2 separate regions of the Homo sapiens genome follow, and region 1 is linked to region 2. The links are chromatin contacts, found by POLR2A ChIA-PET in ENCODE. All regions are on one chromosome and are shown on one strand. Each heading gives the region's core, a stretch centred on a gene start or an enhancer-like site at or near the end of the contact. The rest is flanking DNA. Distances are from core to core; before and after follow the strand shown.

Region 1 (3,813 bases), core at 1,308-3,807, 440 kb before region 2:
AGGCTGCACCTCCTTCTGTTGACGTGGTTGGAGGCTTTGTGTCTGGCACCGGCAGAGGCACAGGCCTGGCCATCGGTGGTGGCGGTGGCGGTGGCAACATTGGGGTGGGAAGGAATGGGTTGTGCACCTTGCCTTGGCTGCTCCCATTGGGCTGTGGGGGGGGGGGGGGCAGAAAACACACGTACAAGAAAAAGAAGAAAGAGACAGCAACCATTAGCTGCTTCTGAAAACAAAATATTCATCAGGCACCTTTAATGTAAATTACTAAGTATCTAGCTGCTTCAATTCTTCCATAAGCCCATACGGAAATGTCCATTGTTGGGTTCTGTTCTTAAGGCATTTCACAAAAGTACTCTTAGCCACATGTGCTCCATGCATCCTAAACTTATCTCTTGAACTACATTGTCCTTCTTTGCATCTGGTTTCATAAAATCACCTGCCAATTATCACTTTGGATTTGTCCCCTGAGTAACCAACTTTTGCTTGGAATCTTTTGTATTTTTCTGTATTAACTGCTACCTTCATTATCTTTCTCATGATTATTAAATATTTAATATCTAAGTGTTTTATGGACTGTGGCATTATTCCACTATGTTTCTTTACATAGATAGAATAAATTTTCCTAAATATGCACTTGAGATAAAAAAGTAATATTTTATTTTCACTCTTCAAAGTTGATATTATATAACATTTAATAAATGTGTTAAGTGAACATAGAAAATTTTGTTCACATATTGTATAACATCAGGCACAGAAACTTTAGAATTCAGCTGTCAGAAGTCTGCTAGGGAAAAATATCACTTCTAATTTTGATTTAAATTATATAAGCATATGCCATAAGAGTCATATTTATTTTGCTGCCTGATGTTAAAACAACCAAATAACAGCTCTTTAACAAAAAATTCCCCTCCAAAGAGAGCAATAAAACCCATTTTATTTTCAATTTTTTCAAAATAGTTTCATGAAGAGACCTGCCTTAAGTCCTATAAAATTCTGATCAAAATGCAAAACTGGGCATTTGACAGTTATATAGGGTGTCAGGACTATTACAAAAATGGTTAATAATTTAGAAGTCAGATGCTTGATGCTGGTGATCAGCTCAGTTTTTTCATTGTTTCCCAAGAGGCCTCTATTCAACCAACGACAACAGTTCACATTTAGTCCCCAATCAAAATTCGGTTGAAGGAGATTCTGCTGTCCCAGGCTTTTACATTTAAGCTTAATAATTCTACAGAGGCAGTCTCACTCCCCCATCAACATTTACTTATATATTTAGTACTTATATATTTAGTATTGCTCCTCAAAGACTACCTCGTCTGACGATCAGAATGCTGTGCTTTCTTGCCAGCAACCTTGCCTTTGCGTTATTTCTGAGTGGGCTGAGAGTCCATAAGTGAATGCTTTAGAATAAGCCAAGCAAATGAATGTACAAGCAAAAAGAAAAGAGGCACCATATTGATTTGTTGTCTAGACAGAAATGTATCTGCTAACACATCACCAGACATTAGTCAAAGCTGCCTGTTCTGGCGCAGATATGCAGAATCAGGTATTTCTGCAAGTGAAAAAAATCGGTGACAGGATGGTGTGACATACTATCCTAAATTGGCCAGTAATAATTATGGCTAGTCTGTGACTTCATGCACAGTTATTAGTAGAAAAGGAAAATCAAATTTGGCTTTATGCTGGTCGTTGTTTATTATTATTGGCCTTGAGATACAGCTTTCCACTGTAAACATCTAATCCTATATTTGAAATAAAATTTCTGATTTTTAAAAATCACTTTTACATTTGGAATGCCATTTCAAATTGTGATTATTTGGTTTATTTGAGGAAAAATAAAAACATTCATGTGAAGCTATTGAACACTGTTTAGCTTTATACCAAGATAAGTGGGAAAGATAATGACTTGCAGAAATAACAAACCATAATAAACTGTACTTTCAGCATCTTGAGTTCAAGTACTGGTCAACTTGATCTAAAGTGTTACAAGACTGTATTTTTCAAAAATATCAACTTAGTTGATCTGAAACATCTGTCCCCTTCATCTCCCTACCTTTCTCTACCACCCCAAATCATTATTTAAAACTACTTGGTCTTTCTATTTTGTTAACTGTATGAGCCCTGGGGTTAGAATGCACGAGGTGGAATGATCAGCCCACAGAACTTAGAAGGTTATATAGTTCACCCTTGAGCTGATTTATATCCATAAACTTGACAGTTGCAAACTTAACACAAACACTGTTTTTAAACCCTGACTAATCACTCTTAGACCAAGTTAACTTTCCCACAATCTAGAATAAATATGACATTTGCCTGCAGTCAGTCAGCACAACATTAGAGCACAACGTCACATGATCATAAGGTCTCCCCTTGTTATTTTTATATTCGGCTAACATTTCTAAAGAAATGGAAAAAAAGAGGTTTCCTTACATTGAGGAACCCCACCTGTCCAGCCTGCTGACCAGCATCAGGGCAGACAAGTTGGACAAATTCTTTCAGCGTCTCCTGAGGGTGATAGCGGATGGCTGGGTGTGAGAAGTAAGGCCCAGGCTGCTGGATAATGGGTGATGTCGGGAAATGAAGAGTCGATGGTGTTGCATGCGGACTTGCTGCAGGAAAAGAAAACATCAGGGTTATGAAAAGAAAGACCTGCTTTGTCATAGCTGAACCCGATTCAACTTCCTCCTTTATTTCTCTTCCTGGCCCGATTCACAATATTGCTCATGTGACTGAATTTAACACTGGATAGGTCTGACAGATTTTCTTCCTTAAGGCTCTAAGACAAACACGGAGGTTAGATTAGGGTAGAGTTTCAAGCTGTCTTTCTATTTTCAGTGGACATGAGTTATAAAGGCATTAATAATCCTTGGTGAGGCTGAAGATTATTCATTACCTTAAGAGCCTTTTTAATGAAGCAAGCAATAAAAAATGTATTTGGTAGATTAGACCTGACTTAACTGACATTACATATGACAAATTCTAGTTTGCACATATGGATCCCCTTTCACGCTGAGCTATCCATAGACAATAATTCATTGTTAAACCTCTTATACCCCTTTCAAGGAAATTTCTAGGGACTAATTCAGGATGAAAATTTTTTGAAGTATGTAGTAAATGATCACTTAATGAGCCCATGCAATTTGGGTGCCTCACTTTACACGGATGGTTTATGTCGCCTTCAGATGCCATTTCAAAGACAAACTCAGAAATGCACATATGTTACAGCAGGGGAACCCACAGGGTAAGCAGGCAGTGACCCCTGCTAAAATGTTGGCCCTGTGCCCATAAAAACTGATAAAAGACTCAGACAACTACTGCTCCCTTACATTTGAACCCTGGTAAATTTCATGTGAACAAGAAGATTACATTAGATTAAAAAAACTTATGTGAGGTGCCTAATAACTTCTCTAAGAGAACTTTTGCCCTTGAATTAGAAGGATGATTGATAAAACTGGCTGGAGGATAAGAGCAGTGCATGGGAAGGTTGCAGATATTCAAACCAAGTCAAGCCAAGATAGCAGCAGCTCTTGCTTCTCAATGAGAGCCAGAGAAACCTCTCCCAAATTAGAGGAGATGAAAGTATTTATCTTTCCTTTCTTCGGTTTAAATCTTTAAACTGAAAATCACAGGAATGTCCACATTTTGGAAAATAAGACCTTTCCAATACCAAGAATGACTCATAATACTGAAGAGAAACTCAGTAAGACAGGCCATCACTTCTACCACTATCCCACTTGCATGGCTAAAGGCTGTGAAAAAGAATGCATCTGTATTAGTTGCTGGGCATAGGTTCTTTGTTCCCTACCGGGATCT
Region 2 (3,822 bases), core at 234-2,733:
CACCCAAATCTCCAAATCTCACCTTGTGTTGTAGTTCCCATAATCCCCATGTGTTGTGGGAGGGACCCAGTGGGAGGTAATTGAATTATGGGGGAGGTTACCCCATGCTGCTGTTATTGTGATAGTGAGTGAGTTCTCAAGAGTTATGTTGGTTTTATAAGGGGCTTTTCCCACTTTTGCTTGGCACTTCTCTTTCCTGCCATCATGTGAAGAGGGTTGTGCTTCCTTCCCCTTCTGCCATGATTGTAAGTTTCCTGAGGCCTCCCCAGCCATGCAGAGCTGTGAGTCAATTAAACCTTTTTCTTTATAAATTACCCAGTATTGGGCAGTCCTTTATAGCAATATGAGAACAGACTAATACATATGCCTAAATATCTGAAAAGGCCTGAAAGCTGACTGAATTGTTAAGTTCATGAGGGCAGGGCTGGTGTGCCTATCTTGTTTAATATTGTTCCTAGCAGAATGATGAATACTAAATAAATATTTGTTGATGAAATAATGGACAACTTTTACCCTACCCTTAGGAATTAGCAAACTCAAGTAGCTGAGAATAATTCTAGAACCACTTTTTATGAAGTTCTCTAGAGTGGACAACATTTTTTCCCTGAGTACAACTAACAAACCAAATGTCAGGAGGGGAGGTTGTCATAAGCCATTCACTCTGTTCCTTTGTTCATTTGATGAATAAAATTCCTTTTTATTTAGAATAGAGGTAGAATTTTTTTAATCCTGGACTCTGGCATGGTGTTTGAGTCCCCAGAATCACTAGCTCAGACTGACAGACATGTTATCCTTCCTGCTTAAACACTTTCCTTAATAGATGGCGTCTGGTGCCCTTAAACGCAAGTGCATTCCCACATGGGAGAGTGGCCATATTTCAGCTGTAGTGATGGGGTGGGCAGTGCTCTGTCAGATCAATTATGTACAAAGGTCATCTTCTCTAAGGTTCTCTCAATTTTTTTTTCTCCTGACAGTTCACCTTGTGCCCAACCTTCTGTCTCCCTGAGTCAGACCTGCAGACGATTGCATGCCACCAGCTGTCTTCACTCCTGAGAACATGACACAAAGGAATGCTCCCTGTCAAGTTCTTCATTATCCTTCTGATGAATTTCCCCTGGTTTAAACAAGTTGGTGGTAGACAGACCTTTCTCGCATTTTCACAGACGTGCCAGGAGGAAACCCAGCGTCTCTCAGTTTCCTTTAAATATATGAGGTGGTATCTTATTGTGACCTCAACTTTCTTCTGTTTTCTATTCACCTCATTTTCTATTTCTTCTGAAGTAGTAATGCCACTTTGACCACAGTGAACAGGGCAAACCACCCCTGGGGCTGTTTAGAAGAGCAGGGAGTTCTCTGCCAGTGTCTTCTCTCTTCTGTCTGGGTCAGCCTGGGCAGTGGTCAGGGGAGCTGTCTGGCTTCCTAGCAGGTGTTGTTGTTTGTGAAACTTTATAAAACCCTCTCCTGGGGTGTGCAGAGGAGATGACGGCATCACATTCTGTTATTTCAGTGAAGTTTTTGTAGTCTGACTTGGCAGAAGCCGGTCAAAACATAATGAAAGCAGCTGGCAGGGGGGCACCATGTGGGAGTATCAGAAAGGCAGCAGCTCCTGTCCACTTCCAAAAGTGTAAAGTGGCAAGTCAGGTCAGCAATTTCCCCAGTTACATTCAGGATGTGGCCACTTCTTCATGTTGCTAACTTATACTTGATCTGAGCTAACATTATCGCTCCATCTGAAGTCCTGCAGTGGCCTCCCCTCTTGTCTCCCTGCAACTTCTTGTCCCCTCCAAACAGTAGTCAAAATTATGTTTTTATAATGCAAATCATTGAAAATAGTTCAAATGCTTCCATGGCTTCCTCTCTTAATTAGAATGAAACCTAATTTCTTGTGATGACCTGCCAGGCCCCCGAGACTTCACTGCCCCTCCTTTCAGACCTCCTCTTCTACCATTCCCTCACTCATCACTGCAGCCTCCTCCTCTTCTGTGGAGGCATCAAGTCCATTCCTGCCTTATGGCCTTGGCACTCGCTATTTCTCCTGCCTAGAAGGTGTTTTAACCAAACCTTTGCAAGGTTAGTACCTTCTTGTCCTTGAAGCCTCAGCTTATAGGCAACTTTCTTGGGTGAAACCTACCTGACCACCCAATATAAAGCAGACCCTCCCATTTTGCCCTGGTTTATTTTCTTCACTGTACTTCTCTCTTGCAGGATTCTTCTTATTTATCTTATATGTTCCTCTATTATCATCTGCTGTCTCCGAAAGAAATTATTCCCATGACAGCCTTTTTTGATCATCACTATATCCTCAGGGTTAAAAAAAATGCTTGTGGTACCGTCGGAGCTTAATAGGTATTTGTTGAACATTTGAATGAATGGATGTAGTCTTTGCATTCTTCTGTGTCTTCTTAGACTGCCACCTGTATTTTTCATTTATACTTTCTTTAAGACGTAGTTGATTAGAGTTTAGGACCTGGATTCTGACAACATTGTGTTCAGGGTCCCATTTTGCTGCATGCTAACTGAAGAACCCTTGGGCAAGTTAACTCTCCAAGCCTCAGTTAACTGATCTCTACAATGGGGATACTAATCATAGGGCCAACTTCTAAACTGGTTGTGAAGATCAACTGGTGTAATACTTGGTTGGCCCCTGACACACAGCAATTGCTGATTAAAAATAAAAATTTGGCCAATTTATGCAGGGTAGAGTGTATTCAACTCAAAGCCTTGAGAGGAAAAATAGAGGTCCACAGAAAATTTTAAATTATAGGCCTTGGTGCTAGAGTTATCTGGATTGTTTTTTTAAAATTTATTTTATTACAGGGTCTCACTGTGTCACCCAGGCTGGAGCACAGTGGTGCAACCATGGATCCCTGCAGCCTTGAGCTCTTGGGCTCAAGCAGTCCTCCCACTTCAGCCTCCTGAGCAGCTAGGACTACAGGTGCATGCCATCATGCCCAGCTAATTTTTTTTTTTTTTGCATTTTTTGTACAGACAGGATTTTACCATGTTGCCCAGGTTGGTCTTGGCCTTCTGGGCCCAAGTGGTCCTCCTGCCTCAGCCTCCCAAAATGCTGAGATGACAGGCATGAGCCACCAGGCCCAGCCGAGATCTGGGTTCTAATCCTAGTGCCACCATTTGAGTGTCTTCTTTAGTTTTTGATTCCTTCTTTGTAATGTGGAGAAACTTATGCACTCCTTGTAGGGTTGAGGTGAAGATTAGAGGTCATCTTTACCAAAAGGCCAAGCTGGTGCCTGGATTTGGGCTCAGTAAGCAGCAGCCACTCTGACTGTGTCCTTGCTTCCTGGGTGGTGAGGTTTGCAGTGTGGAGAGGCAGAAGGGAAGCAGACAATCTAGCAATCTGTGGAAATTTTTTTCGAATGCTTTGATAAGCTCAGGCCCAGGGGCTGTCTCATTTGACTTCCTCTTACTCACCTTCCTGTCTGGTTGGCAGTCACCAGGCTGGAAGCCATGCCATGGCCCCTCACTGGTGGGTCAGTATGTTTTATTTCCCCTCAGTCCTCTCTAATGAAAAGCACTCACATCCAGTAAATCTTTCTTTGCCCTTATTAAAGCACTTGATGTTGGTTATTGAGGTCTGTTCCAAGCTAGGTGAGAATCAATAAGGCGATCCACTTAATCACTTCAGCAATCAACAAGCTATTTTCTTAGCTTGCACTCTGGCCAGTGCCTACAGAAATCCAGGGGCTTATCAGGCCCTTTAACCCAGGGAGCTGCCTGGAGACTTTCCCTTTCTTTTCCCTCCTCCCTGTCAACCTCATGAAGTCCCAAGTGTTCTGAAACAGCCCTGCCCTCTGCTTGGTCTCA

The links. ChIA-PET counts read pairs that join two places held with the same protein, here RNA polymerase II (POLR2A).
Region 1: POLR2A ChIA-PET joins it to region 2 with 15 read pairs in A673. The contact joins two enhancer-like sites. POLR2A ChIA-PET finds 5 or more read pairs at or near these places in 2 of 52 experiments (A673 and MCF 10A).

What each region holds. Positions count from the first base shown.
Region 1 is chr1:61,402,900-61,406,712 of GRCh38, reverse strand. It overlaps NFIA (nuclear factor I A), which reads right to left. Exons shown (of 11, transcript NM_001134673.4): 8 at 2,431-2,609; 9 at 1-151. Among named protein-coding and RNA genes, the nearest start is that of NFIA-AS1, 150 kb to the right of the region's middle. Within about 2 kb of position 2,557, at least 7 of the 41 ENCODE cell types and tissues checked have a DNase peak (open chromatin) inside an H3K27ac peak, as active enhancers do.
Region 2 is chr1:60,960,957-60,964,778 of GRCh38, reverse strand. NFIA-AS2 (NFIA antisense RNA 2) reads left to right here. Exons shown (of 7, transcript NR_110617.2): 2 at 975-1,213. Among named protein-coding and RNA genes, the nearest start is that of NFIA-AS2, 7.9 kb to the left of the region's middle. Within about 2 kb of position 1,483, at least 2 of the 41 ENCODE cell types and tissues checked have a DNase peak (open chromatin) inside an H3K27ac peak, as active enhancers do.